Linked DNA regions of Homo sapiens: regions 1, 3 and 4 are each linked to region 2. The links are chromatin contacts, found by Hi-C in ENCODE. All regions are on one chromosome and are shown on one strand. Each heading gives the region's core, a stretch centred on a gene start or an enhancer-like site at or near the end of the contact. The rest is flanking DNA. Distances are from core to core; before and after follow the strand shown.

Region 1 (3,538 bases), core at 836-3,335, 4.6 Mb before region 2:
GAAACCCTGCATTTCCACTTTTCCACCGACTGTCCTGTCCTATTCCTACAGCTGGTGTGTCAGCCAGAGCAGGGACAGTTCCATCCATTCCAACATTTAATGAGAGTCTGCCCTATAATGAAGCCATACAGATGAATAAGACACTGCTCTAGCCTTGAACAGTTCGGTCTAGGATAAATAATAATGATACAATGTAACATATTAGGCTAGAACATAATATGTTATAAATGCTGCAAAGGACTACATCAGATAATGGGGAGCACAGCTAACCAATGGAGAAAATAAGAAGAGAAAGGGAGGATCTCAAGGCAGACAAGGGGAAATAGATAAGCAAAGACTTTGACAGATATGAAAACTCAGTAGCAACCTTTTTTTCCGACGTGTATACAGCTAGAACCATTATGAGTCACTTTGTAAGTCAGGAATTCCCAGCCCATGTCTCCACTTCCATAACTCAGCAATCTTTCAGTGTTCATGAGGGAGAGAAGGGGAAAAGGGTAGTGCTAGGAATAGACAGGGACAGGGTTGGAAAGTCCACATTAAATCACAGGCGAGGACCCTGAGCCATTCAGACAAGTTCCTCTGGGTGAGGAATTCAAAGGTAAGAAAAAATATCAGACCACCAAGAGACCCACAGAGATCACCTGGTCTGAATCCCTTCCTCCACATTCCAAGATAGAAAGAAAAATGGAAGAGAAGGCTTTCAGGAAAAAGGAAGAAAAAGAGGAATGCGTTGACGAGGGTACCAAAAGCTGATAAGTCAAGCAATAATCACAGGCTGATCCACAGTGAGGTACACGCAGGGTTTTGCTTCAGGTAACACCTGAAGCCAAGTTTTGCTTATCACATGCCTCCCCTGCCTCCAGTCCCCAAAGCCAACCTCCACCCCTACCCCATGCAGGTCTTACCTGACCAATGCCATGCCATAGAGCAGTCTAAGTTCATCAGTGCCCAAGCCACCAGTTACATCCAAGAGCTTACAGCGTATCAGGTCAGCAGTAGAAGCCACTGCCAGAGGGAGTTCGTTGCCTGACCTAAAGGGTCACAGTCCAGCACCATCATAAAGAGCCCTTACACTGGTCCACCCTCCACCTCAGAACCTAGGTTGTTGCAGGCTACACCCATCATATTCTGGTTCAAGAGAGCATGAACAGACACAAAACAAGAAGGTGGGAGGAGACACGGTAATGTCTGTGGGATCCAACAGTATACAGGGCATGAGGAGCTGACTAGGCCGTATACAGGACACCTAACTGGTAGACTGTCCATCAACAGTTGTGTGGACACACCCCTTTCTTTCACCCCCAAATCAACTCATTGAGCTAGAGGAGCCCCTTATCCCTTGTAAGTCGGCTCCCAACTCAATCTTACCAACTGGACTGAGGCGCCCCACTCAAACACTGTCTTGCAGGCAAGACTTCCTCCCCATTGGAATCGGAAATCTACCCTAGGGTACTAATCTACTCCTTAAGCCCTGGCTCAGGCCTCACTAGTCCCTCCGGCATCCTCTCCAAGTTGGGAGAAAGTCACTTTTTGGAGGTAATGGGTAAACCTCACAGATATAACAAGAGAATTGTTGAGGCACAACCCCTTACTTTCCATTCCGCTAACGGGATTAGCGCAAGAGATGGCTGCCGCGTTCCCCCAGGCATTTGGGAGAGGGACAACTTTAGGCGACTTAGGGGAAGACTGGAGAACAGGGCCTTATAGAAACTCGACAAAGGAAGAGGTGCAGCGCCACCAGCACGCAGGCAAAAGGGCCGAACCCGCCACCTTACCTGCTCCTCCACACCGTGATGCGGTTAAGCGCGTACCGCTGCAACTTATGGTCGTCACAGAACAGATAAACCGTCACCTGGTCCCACTCGGCCCTGCTGAGCCAGGCGACCACGATGCCGTGGGCCGAGAGTGGCAACGACCCTTTCCCTTTAACGCACTTTCCGTACCACGCACTCCACACGAGATCCATCCCCTGGGAACCTAGACCTGGCCCGGCCCCGGATTCCCACGACATACTGAGCTCAACAACAGGCTCTGTGCCGCGCCGCTCCGCACAGCCTTCAGCTCAGCGTGCTACCCTCACTCCGAACCGCCACCGCACCAGCAGCCAATAGGAGAGCGTGACCCCATACGCAAGCCCGCCTTCCAGCGTCAGCATGGCCAATCGGAACGTCAGAATTGGGCGCCGACCTAATGACATGCGGGGTTAAAAACTCACCGGCCGGAAGTGTTCTTTTCACAAAGCAAACCCTCCAGGGGCAAGAGTTCAGCCTCTAGGTTCCGCCAATTTCCTGGTTGCTAACCGGCTTCTGTACCAGACCGGAAGCGGTATGTCTTCACTGCAAGAGGAATTTTATTTTGCTCCCCTCGGCGGGTGGCAGCTTGATTGTAGTCATCCAGTGAACTGAAAATGCGATTTTAAGTATATTTTTATTGCCGTGAATCAGGACCTAACCTAGTAAAACACTGGACACTGAAGCAGGGCTACAGAGGAAATATCTCATATCGAAACAGTTACAGTTGGGTTGAAAAAATCTGCTTTTGTGGCAGGTAACCAGGGGCCCTGCCTTTTAAATTAGTACCAGCCTGGCCAGGCGTGGTGGCTCACGCCTGTAATCCCAGCACATTGGGAGGCCCAGGCGGGCGGATCACTTGAGGTCAGGAGTTCCAGACCAGCCTGGCCAAAATGGTGAAACCCGGTCTCTAGTAAAAATACAAAAATTAGCTAAGCATGGTTGCACATGCCTGTAATCCCAGTTACTCAGGAGGCTGAGGCACAAGAATCGCTTGAATCCGGGAGGCGGAGGCTGCAACAAGCCAAGATCGCACCAGTGCACTCCACCCTGGGTGACAGATCGAGACTCTGTCTCAAAAGTAAATTAAATAAATACATACATAAATAAATAAATAAATACCAGCCTAGAGACCTGAGTTTTACTCTAAATTTTGCCACTAACTATGTGGACTTAGACTAGTCTCAGTTTTCCCATCTGTACAGTGAGAGTTGTAGACTGGTCTCTAGGTTCTCTGTCATAGCAGAAAATTGTAGAATTTTACTCTGCCAACATTCCACTGCTATGTTGGTTTCAACATCCACCAAGGTATACTTAGTTTTTCTGCAAAATTCCTTGGTATTTTGGAGTTCTGGGAGAAAAGCGGTATTATGAAGTTCCTCCGATTTTACGAGTTGACTGAAATATGTTTAGGACTATGTCCCAATCCTTCTTGCAGAAGTTATTTTCCAATGTAACACTTGAGAGAGAGAGAGAGAGAACTGTTGCTAACGATCTTAACAGCATTGCTGTGAGTGGCACTTTTACGCTTCACAGCAACAAATCCCAATTCATCCTCTATATGTGCTTCTTTCTCCAGCCAACTTTTCCTAAGATATAGTCTGCCTATAGTTATTTTATTTTTCTTTTTTTCTTTTTCTTTTTTTTTTTGACATGGCGTCTGGCCCAGTCGCCCAGGCTGGAGTGCAGTGGCACAATTCTCGGCTCACTGCAACCTCTACCTCCAGGGTTCAAGTGATTCTCTT
Region 2 (3,303 bases), core at 557-3,056:
GTGAGCTAAGATCGTGCCAATGCATTCCAGCACTCCAGCCTGGGTGGCAGAGTGAGACCCTGTCTCAAAAAAAAAAAAAAAAAAAGACTAATTTTGAAAGCCATAAAAAATGACTTACAAAGTTTAAGACCAAATTAAGACTGTGCACATTTTTTTCCTCTTAAGTAACAGTAAAGACATGTTTTAATCCAAGCAAATGCAGAGAAGCAAATTATCTTTACTCTCACAATTACTACATTTCTAAGTCTCCTCCACAAGTACTATCTTTTTCTTTATATTCCCTGCCAAGCCTGACCCTGAAAGGTCAGTTTACTAGAGGTGCCAGATAAACCAAATAGGTAATTCGCCAAAGCCTCACTTCCTTCTTAGTTTATAAAGCAGGGGTTGCAAGGGAAGGTTTATTAGAATCACCTGGGAAGCTTTTTCAACCTACATGTGTGCCACAGCCTCCTCTCCCTCTTAGGAAGCACTGTTCTAGTTTGGGGCTTCAATCTGTCCCACATTAAAGGTCTTCATCTTTCTAAATCCTACCCAACTGAAGGTTAATGGAGTAGAAACAATTGAACGCAGAAGTCACTGACTTTGTCACAAACTGGCTGGACAAGTCCCTTAACCTTTCTGGTCTCAAGTTTTTCCTCCGATTTTGGGGGTTCCCTTTAAACTTTGACATTCTTCTATGTGACCGCATGTCATGTCTAAGAAGCCTTCTGAACTACTCCTAGCATGGGATGACTTGCCCTTTCTTGCTTTTCCAACAGCCTGTGCAATACAACATATCACCTATTTTATACTGTCCTATATTGCCCTCTAGTTGTTTTTTAATGAAGCTTTTTTTCTTCTCAACGATATGTAGTTTAAAATACTAGTTTAAAAGTTTATTTTCAGGGGTAGACAGTGTGCCTGCTACTTAAATCTCCTAGGACAATTCAGGCTGCGTCCTAAGGTAATCAGTATGTATTTATATTGCTTTGTTCAAAACAATGACGTCCCTTCTTTGAAGTCCTGAAATTATGTTTTCCATCAGTTCTGTCCAGTAGAAATATAATGGGAGCTACAAATATAGTTTTAAATTATCTGGCAGGCACATTTACAAAGTGAAAAGAAAGAAGTACAATTAATTCTAATAATATATTTAATCCAACATATCCAAAAGACTATCATTTCAACATGTAGTCCATGTAAAAAGTATTTACATTTTTCATTCTTTTTTTTTTAAATGTCTTTGAAATCTGGGGTGTTTTTTACACTTGCAGCACATCTCGATTCAAAATAGCCACTTTCAAGTGCTTAGTAACCACATGTAGCTAGTAACTACCTACTGAACAATGCTGTTCTGCATAAGTTGGCTGCTTTCCAAACTGATCACTTTTTTTTTTTATTCAGATAATGACTGATACTGAGTACTCAGGCTAGCCAGAGTGGTGCAAAGATGAGTCAAATTCATTCTGATAAGAGAGATTTGTAAGTCACTAGCAATTATACAGCGTGGTAGGTGCCATGATAGAGATGCATAGGAGAAACCCAGACTTGGCGGCTGAAGGGCACAGGGTGGAAGGCGGTAGAGAGACAAGGAAGGTTGCACAGAAATAACATTTGATGTAGGAACTAAGTGCACGAAGGGAAGCCGGCTGTGCGGTGACCGGAGTTGCAGGTTGCCAATCTTGCTGAGGGGGGCTCCACCGGACGCCGGCCTACGGGTCGTAGGCGTGTGTGGGGTGAAGGGGGAAGAGGACGGGAGAGGATTGGCTGGGAGGAACCCGGAGCTCCATCTGGTGGGTGGACGGAAACCGCAGGGGGGCGCTACTTGCACTTCGCGCTCAAGCGACCGGATCTTCAAACCGTGGGAGTGGTGCGGCGGCTAGAGTCCCTGGACTCCTCAACCTAGGGAGCTACTCGCGAGGTAAGGGGCGCGCCAGACTGGCTCCTAAAACGCACTCGCTCGTCCGCACTCCTCGCGCTCCGAATTCAGCCTCGCCTCACCCGGGCTTCAGAGCCCACAGAACTTCTCAGCCCCGTGTCGGCGACGAGGAGCTCATGGTAAAACAGCGCCTAGGGTTTTGCTTGTTTGTTTGCTTTTAACAGATGCCTACGACTTGTAACGGGCTGCCTGGTAAAATGAGTCTATGGAAACGGTTGCCAGGGCCGGCTAACAGCGGCTCCCGGAAGTCCTTTGATGCTTTGTTAACAGTGAAGCTACTGGACCAATGAGGTGCTTCTTCCGGTTTTGTCCGCGCTCGCCTAATTCTTCTTTATCAAGGTTGCCTTTGACCCCGGAAAAGAGATCTTCCGGGTTCCTCTCTCCCCAAGATGGCTGCTGAGGACGAGTTACAGCTGCCGCGGCTCCCCGAGCTGTTCGAAACTGGTAGACAGTTACTGGACGAAGTAGAAGTGGCGACTGAACCCGCCGGTTCCCGGATAGTCCAGGAGAAGGTGTTCAAGGGCTTGGACCTCCTTGAGAAGGCTGCCGAAATGTTATCGCAGCTCGACTTGTTCAGGTATGGGGGAAGATAGTAATAATGGCTGAGAACGAAGGTAATAATGGTTACCAAGGGTGGAGCCATTGCGCCTGAGTGGAGGGGACCTTTAGTGGTGAGAACGTTTCGTTCCTACTTACCACTGCGATCTTGTGTACATTGTTTACATTCCCCACCTCTCTTCCCAGATGGTTGATATCTTACGACTCTGCTTCCTAGCGTCTGCTGATTGCATAGGCATTGGGTGTGAGCCCTCAGCCACTTTCATTGAGTGAAACTGGCCGCTGTTCCCCGTGCCTCCTCCCTCTGGTCCACTCCCAGCCCAGCCTCCCACTCCGTCCCCCAGAAAGCAAGGGCCACAATTTGAATGCCTAGTCAGGCTTCACTGCCTCCTTTTTGCTCTTCCAGCCGAAATGAAGATTTGGAAGAGATTGCTTCCACCGACCTGAAGTACCTTTTGGTGCCAGCGTTTCAAGGAGCCCTCACCATGAAACAAGTCAACCCCAGCAAGCGTCTAGATCATTTGCAGCGGGCTCGAGAACACTTTATAAACTACTTAACTCAGTGCCATTGCTATCATGTGGCAGAGTTTGAGCTGCCCAAAACCATGAACAACTCTGCTGAAAATCACACTGCCAATTCCTCCATGGCTTATCCTAGTCTCGTTGCTATGGCATCTCAAAGACAGGCTAAAATACAGAGGTGGGTCAATAGCTATAATATGAGGCCTGCCCAATGGCGGTGCTTTTCAGGGGCATGCTTTCTTGGCGGGTGGTGGGGGGCCAGAATGGTATGTGTCACTTTCTTGGTTCTTATTGAGCATAGGCCC
Region 3 (3,386 bases), core at 687-3,186, 3.4 Mb after region 2:
CTGACACATTTATTAACACCCCAAAAAAGCAAAGATATATATGTCTTGCCAGAAGGCTATACAAAATATTTTAAGGTTCTATCTTCTATAATTCCTGGCTAGTAGATACAGTTATCTAAACTACAAAAAGTTATAATTTGTTGCTTATTGATAATGTTATGACTTTTTTTTTTTTTTTTTTGAGACGGAGTCTCGCTCTGTCGCCCAGGCGGGACTGCGGACTGCAGTGGCGCAATCTCGGCTCACTGCAAGCTCCGCTTCCCGGGTTCACGCCATTCTCCTGCCTCAGCCTCCCGAGTAGCTGGGACTACAGGCGCCCGCCACCGCGCCCGGCTAATTTTTTTTGTATTTTTAGTAGAGACGGGGTTTCACCTTGTTAGCCAGGATGGTCTCGATCTCCGACTTATTTTTAAAGTTCCCTAAATAAACCAACTTTTGAATAAAAATGGGCTTTTCATTTTAATAACACATACTCCTTGATGATAATGGTTTGATTCATTTCTCTTACAGAACTAATTTCTTCCTACTTCACACACATTAAATGCTTTGTTTATACTGATAATGTCGTGCTCATCCTAAATTAAAGTTTGACTATGTCTGTTTCCCCAGAGACACACCATCTGATTGGGATGCAGCCGTAGAGTAGCAGAAAGAGCAGTGAAGCTGGTATTAGAATGCCTGGATTACAGTGTTTGTTCTGTTACTTAGCAGCTGTGTGACTTTACTGTCTTAATGATATGGATTTTTGTGCTGCTGCCAAGTATGAAACAGTTTGGCACACTATTTAGATACGCAAAATATGTGATCCCCACAACATTTTAGTGAGTGTAAAGAAGATAGGATAGACCATTTAAAATGGAAAATTTTGAACAAAAGGTCACCATAGACTTGAATAAATTACTTAAACTTCTGAGACCCACTTTTGTCATGTAATAAAATAGATATAATGATACTTACCTCTCAGGATTAAGGGTTAACTGAAATATTGTATGTGAGGGTCTAGCTCAGTGTCTGGAAAATGGATGATGTTAATTAAGGTTTCCTTAGGTTGGAATGCTCCTTTCACCCCCTCCATCCGCCCCCTCCCCCAAAAAACACTCCAAAATTCAAACATGCATATTCTGATTCATCTTTTAAGGAAGAGCCCAAGAGGCACCATTCTACAAAATCTTTCCAAACAACTTCAGGCAGTACAGCCCTTTGGTTAAGAGTACTGGGCTTCTGGAATCAGAAGAGACCACCAAATTTAAAACCAGGTCTCCCATTTAGTAGCTCCCTGACACTGGACAAATTACTTATTTTCTCTGCACCTAGATTTCCCATCTGTAATATAAAATCATCATGATACATACCTCATAGGGTTGCAGAGGATTAAATGAGATATACATACAGAGCACTTAGCACAGTCCCTGAGTTAATAAGTCCTCCGTTAAGTATTACATAGGAGAAGTAGTAAAAAGTTTCCTCTTAAGTAAAATGCTAATAAAAGTGCTTACCCTGCCTCCCAAGATTGTGGCAAAGTTATGACGCAAGGCTTTTAAACTGTAATGCTGAACAAACGTAAGGGATTGGTATATACCTTGAGATATTTTGGACAAAGTTCTAACCTTACTTTTATACAATATGCTTTCTCTCACCCGCCTGCAGTTGGGTTAATAATGCCCAGCATTAATTAATAAGCAATAAAATCAGAAGATACCCCGAATACAAGTAGCTGACGCTCAGAGAGCAGTATTAAGGCGAGCACCCGCAGACCGGACCTGGATAACTCCTTGGAGTTCACCTCTAGCGGCCCCCTCCCCTTGGAGCTGCGCAAGCGTACACTGACTTTGCTCCTCTCTAGTGCCCCCGCCTCCAGCAGCCGCCCCCCCACCCCCCCGTCTGCCCAACACGCAGGCGCGTCTCCTCAAATCCTGTCCCTACACCCCTCCTCTTTCTCTTCATTTCGTTCCCCCTCCTCTTGCAGCACCTCGGCAGGTTCAAACTCTTCTCCGGGAGCGTGGCGGCGATCGCGAGGTCACGTGATGAGCATCCTGCTGCCCAACATGGCGGAGTTCGACACCATCTCGGAACTGGAGGAGGAGGAGGAAGAAGAAGCGGCAACGTCGTCGTCGTCGCCGTCGTCGTCGTCGTCGGTATCTGGGCCCGACGATGACGAGGAGGATGAGGAGGAAGAGGAGGAAGAGGAGGAGGAGGAAGAAGAGGAGGAGGAGGAAGAGGAGGAGGAAGCGCCGCCCCCGCCTCGGGTAGTGAGCGAGGAGCATCTGCGGAGATATGCTCCCGACCCTGTATTAGTGCGGGGTGCCGGCCACATCACTGTGTAAGCGAGAGGGGGTCTTGGGACTTGAAATGCCTGAGATTTGGCAACAGAGGAATGAGAAGTGATCGAGGGGCCTGTGGAGTGGGGGAGGGTTGACTGATTGACTGAGGCGTACACTTAGGAAAGGACACCTGGTCTAAATGGGGAAACCATGGGTGGATACGTGTGAAGGAAGTGAGGAGAATGTAAATATGATGCACCAATGCCAGGTAAAGAGTGAGTATAGGAGAGGGAAGTTAGGGGTTTGGGAGCCAGAGCGATTGGAGTAGGGGTGAGTCTCCTTTCTTGTATGTATGCTGGCAAGTGAACAGTCTCTAAACTGCAGGATGTACCAGAGGGTTTTTTGCTGACAAGATTGATACTTTGTGGGAAACAGCAATTGCTGTGACATGTGACAAGAACTAGGCTTGCATTCTTCAAAACAGAAACATGATATATTTTGTGAATAATAATAGAATGTTCATTCACCCACGTATTCATCCATCCATTCTTCCTATCGAATCCTTCCTTATATATCACTCGATTAGAGGTTCAGGATGAGAGGCAGCTATGGAAAGTAGAAAAAGAAATGGATTGAGTCAGGGCTCTTAGACGCTGGTCCCGGTTTTGCTTCTTACTGGCCCTGTGACCTTGGTCAGGTTGCTTTTTCTCATTTCTGCGCCTTGATTTCTTCATCTCTAAAATGAAGGGTTTGGAGTAGATGGTTTCTAAAGCTTTTCAGTTCTGAGATAATTTACCTCCAAGGGATTTTGTATGCCCAAGTATGAAATATACAGGCATTAAATATATATGGAAATTAATACTTTGGGAGCTGAGCATAATTTCTTTAAAATTTATCCAGGGTGGTTTTTTAAAAAATTGAAATCTTGAGGAAAAATTGAATATTTCAGAAAATAAAATGGGGAGGGACTTCATAACAGCTACAAGGCAAAAATGTTGATGATTCTCCGGGATTTAAAGAGTGCTTCCTCATTTTTATTTGCTTGGACCATAACTATTTGGAAGTTTGAGTACTGTGTCATGTTCATCCTCTGAACTATGCTATCTTTTACTGCATTTTCAAAAT
Region 4 (3,396 bases), core at 277-2,776, 3.8 Mb after region 2:
AGACAACATTAGTGCATAGAGAGAAACTATAGCTTTGGAAAGGGATTAGGACCTCTAAAGTGTCTTTTCCTTACCGGTGAAGCACAAGCCTTCCCCCAGAAACCTGCACCACTCACACATAATGCTTCACAAACAAGTTTTGGCCTCGGTTTTTTCATACTTTTGGGGCTGGTATCCAGCTAGTGTATTTTCCCTCATGGAGCGGGAACAACAGAGATAAAGGTTTTGATAAATATAGAGGCCTCTTAGAAGTGTCAGGACTGAATCTAAAAGAGCTGAATCTAAAAGAAGAGGGAGGCTGGGTGCGGTGGCTCACGCCTATAATACCAGCACTTTGGGAGGCTGAGGCGGGTGGATCACTTGAGGTCAGGAGTGCAAGACCAGCCTGGCCATGATGGTGAGACCCCCGTCTCTAGTAAAAATTAGCTGGACATGGTGGCAGATGCCTGTAATCCCAGCTACTTAGGAGGCTGAGGCTGGAGAATCGCTTGAACCCAGGAGGCGGAGGTAGCACCGAGCCAAGATCGCGCCACTGCACTCCAGCCTGGGCGACAGAGCAAGACTCCGTCTCAAAAAAATAAAACAAAAATAAATAAAAGAAGAGGGAAGATGGAAGGACTTTTAGGCTCAAGAGCAGCATCTCAACTCTTTTTTTTTTTTTTTTTTTTTGAGACGGAGTCTGGCACGGTCGCCCAGGCTGGAATGCAGCAGCACGATCTCAGCTCACTGCAACCTCCGCCTCCCGGGTTCAAGCGATTCTCCCACCTCAGCCTCCCAAGTAGCTGGGATTACACTGAGATTACAGGCAAGCGCCACCACACCTGGCTACCAACTCTTTTATGAAGACTCTTTTGTTTACAGAATTAAAGGAAGCACCTTGTTCTGAATCCAGTTTTGCCATTGACGGACTCACTGTATGACTAGGCCAAAACCCTCTGGTTTCTGTTTTCCCATTAGTTGGTTGAAGTACATACACCCTCATCTATCGGAACACGGGGCTTAGTAAAGTGAAAAGAAGTAGGTTCTAGCTCATTCTAGCACTTTTGGAAAATTGGGTCACCTCTTTGGGCCTTAATTTCGTCATCTATAAAACAGGAAAAAATCAGTCCTCAGCTTACCTGATGTTGCAATGACTTAGTGAGATAACAGAAGTGAATGGCAGCTTTGTCTATCATACTTGTGAGGTAAAGTTAATGAGAGTGAGAGATCTGGAAATAGGGAAGAAAGAAAGGAGTCGAGGCAAAGCTAAAAGAAATTTGGGTTGGGAAAGGAAAAAAGAAATGAAGAGAAAGAAAAAGGAAAAGGGAATTTCAAAAGAGATAAAGGCTGTGAGAGGAAGTGCAACAGGTCAGGAAACTGGGGGAGGGTCCACGGCAACGGCTGCGGCACGGCAACGGCTGCGGCACGGCAACGGCTGGGGCACGGCAACGGCTGGTGCATGTTGCCGGCGGAGGCATTTAGGTAGTGCACGACGGCTGGGCGCCGGGCCTGTTTGGCTGTGACGCCCACCCCCGGCTTTCATCCGCCTATGCCCTAGGGCTAGTGGAAGACTTAAGATGGCGGCGTTTGCACGGAGTGCAATCACTGCGTCCTTACGGGGGTTGCAAGGCGTCCGAAGTATGAGTCCACTAACAAAAGTCCAGAAACTCGCCAGTTAATAGTATTGTGGTGAGTGATGAGCCTCACGTTGGCTAGAGAAGTGGCCGTTAGCGAGGCTACACACTTTGGGATCGCGTGGCCTGAGTCGGGGGAGTAACCGGCCTGTATTCCATTTTTCTCTCTCCAGTCTCTTCAAAATATCGGAGAATAATTTCTTTCTCGCTGATCGCCTAACTTCTACTGACGAAGCTTGGAAGTTGCAGAAGGTAGCTCCTAGGAGGGATATATGGGTCGTTCTTTCCTTTTTCCTTATTTAAATGGGTTTTTATTGACACCATGTCGCGCCAAAATGGATTCCATCTCCTCAGAGCTTTCCTAGGAACAGCCTAACCTCTTGGGCCTAACTTTATTTTTTTTTTGTTCTGCCTTTCATGTCCAGACTTATTAGTTTTAATTAATTTGTTTGTAACGTATTCATTATGCACTAGATTAAACAATTTTTTTCTGTGCCCACTATACCCCAAATGTGGAGTTTTGGGCAAAAACTTAACATTTGTTCTTGAAGCATCTCAGAGGTGTGTGTGTGTGTGTGTAATCTTTGGGGGACTTACATTGCCAGGTTGATTACTCACTAAGAAAAGAGCTAGATTTCCTGTTTTCAAATCTGTTGGCGAAATTAAGTTTATGTTAAGCATAGCATGTTTACTATATATATGGGGAAGACAGTTAAGAGTGACATCTAATATGTTGTTAAATGCTTATGTGATTAAAGTAAATTTCATGCATTACCGCGGAGTATGAATTGCTGCAACCTTTTAGAAAAGAATCTGGCAATATTTAGGGAAATAAAAAATACAGATATCACTTGAACAAAAACTGGAATTCAAAAGTCTGACTTTTAAGAATCTATCCTACAGAAATAAAAGTACCAGTATATAATGACGCATGAACAAGGATACTTTTGTACTATTTTGTTCTTGTGACAACTGGAAACAACCTGTGTATCCATCAATAGGAGAATGTTTGAGTAAATTTTGGTACATAAATATTATGAAATATTTTGACTTTTGACCTAGAGAATCTTATGATGGATGGTTATGTGAGAAAAGTAAGTTGCAGAATAGTCTAGTATGAGTCCTTTTTTTTTTTTGATGGGGTGATGAAGGAATGCAAGATTAACTTCTTTATCTTTTGGAGGAGACGTTAAATATATTATGAAATACTTAAGACATATACAGATATACAAGGAATAATACAATGAACCTCTCTTCTCACCACCCAACGTAAAAAAAAAATCAAACATTAACGTGACAGTTGAAGTTCTCTGTGTACCCATCCCTGATTGCATCTCTCTCTTCTCTCATCCCCAGAGGTAACCATTATTTTAAACTTAGTGATTTTTACCATGCATTTCTTAAACTTCTGTGACATAGCAACTTCTAGCATGGATTATTTTTTGTAAATATTGAAGATGAATTTTTAAAAAAAGTCAATGAAAGAAGAAAGCAAGTGTCTATCTGACTTTTTTTTTTTTTTTTTTTTTGAGATGAAGTCTTGCTTGTTGCCCCGGCTAGAGCGTAGTGGCGCAATCTTGGCTCACTGCAACCTTCACCACCCCAGTTCAAGCGATTCTCCTGCCTCAGCCTCCCGAGTAGCTGGGATTGCAGGCGCCTGCCACTGTGCCCGGCTAATTTTAATTTAATTTTAATTTATTTTATATATATATAGAGAGAGAGAGAGGGAGAGAGACAGACAGACATGGAGTCTTGCTCTGTCACCCAGGCAGGAGTGTAGTGG

Evidence for each region. Hi-C counts contacts between places; a loop is a spot of excess contacts on that map. Pooled maps may share reads with other maps.
Region 1: a map of CD8-positive, alpha-beta T cell shows a loop between it and region 2 (13-fold over the local background). The contact joins the promoter of LAS1L here to the promoter of IGBP1 in region 2. A Hi-C loop is called at or near these places in 2 of 168 maps with a recorded cell type or tissue (CD4-positive, alpha-beta T cell and CD8-positive, alpha-beta T cell) and 9 of 50 pooled maps.
Region 3: a loop to region 2 is called in a map of naive thymus-derived CD4-positive, alpha-beta T cell, with 32 times the contacts of the local background. The contact joins the promoter of CHIC1 here to the promoter of IGBP1 in region 2. A Hi-C loop is called at or near these places in 1 of 168 maps with a recorded cell type or tissue (naive thymus-derived CD4-positive, alpha-beta T cell), 1 of 37 single-sample maps with no recorded cell type and 7 of 50 pooled maps.
Region 4: a loop to region 2 is called in a map of B cell, with 20 times the contacts of the local background. The contact joins the promoter of JPX here to the promoter of IGBP1 in region 2. A Hi-C loop is called at or near these places in 3 of 168 maps with a recorded cell type or tissue (B cell, CD4-positive, alpha-beta T cell and naive thymus-derived CD4-positive, alpha-beta T cell), 1 of 37 single-sample maps with no recorded cell type and 9 of 50 pooled maps.

The regions. Positions count from the first base shown.
Region 1 is chrX:65,532,702-65,536,239 of GRCh38, forward strand. LAS1L (LAS1 like ribosome biogenesis factor) reads right to left here and starts at 2,086. Exons shown (of 14, transcript NM_031206.7): 1 at 1,779-2,086; 2 at 909-1,034. The coding sequence starts at 2,014. RefSeq lists an enhancer at 2,181-2,360.
Region 2 is chrX:70,131,641-70,134,943 of GRCh38, forward strand. It overlaps IGBP1 (immunoglobulin binding protein 1), which reads left to right and starts at 1,807. Exons shown (of 7, transcript NM_001551.3): 1 at 1,807-1,900; 2 at 2,083-2,495; 3 at 2,883-3,176. The coding sequence starts at 2,308. RefSeq lists an enhancer at 2,226-2,685.
Region 3 is chrX:73,561,261-73,564,646 of GRCh38, forward strand. It overlaps CHIC1 (cysteine rich hydrophobic domain 1), which reads left to right and starts at 1,937. Exons shown (of 6, transcript NM_001039840.4): 1 at 1,937-2,320. The coding sequence starts at 2,025. It also overlaps the pseudogene MAP2K4P1. RefSeq lists a silencer at 1,857-1,916.
Region 4 is chrX:73,942,798-73,946,193 of GRCh38, forward strand. JPX (JPX transcript, XIST activator) reads left to right here and starts at 1,527. Exons shown (of 5, transcript NR_024582.1): 1 at 1,527-1,668; 2 at 1,787-1,865. RefSeq lists an enhancer at 1,552-1,651.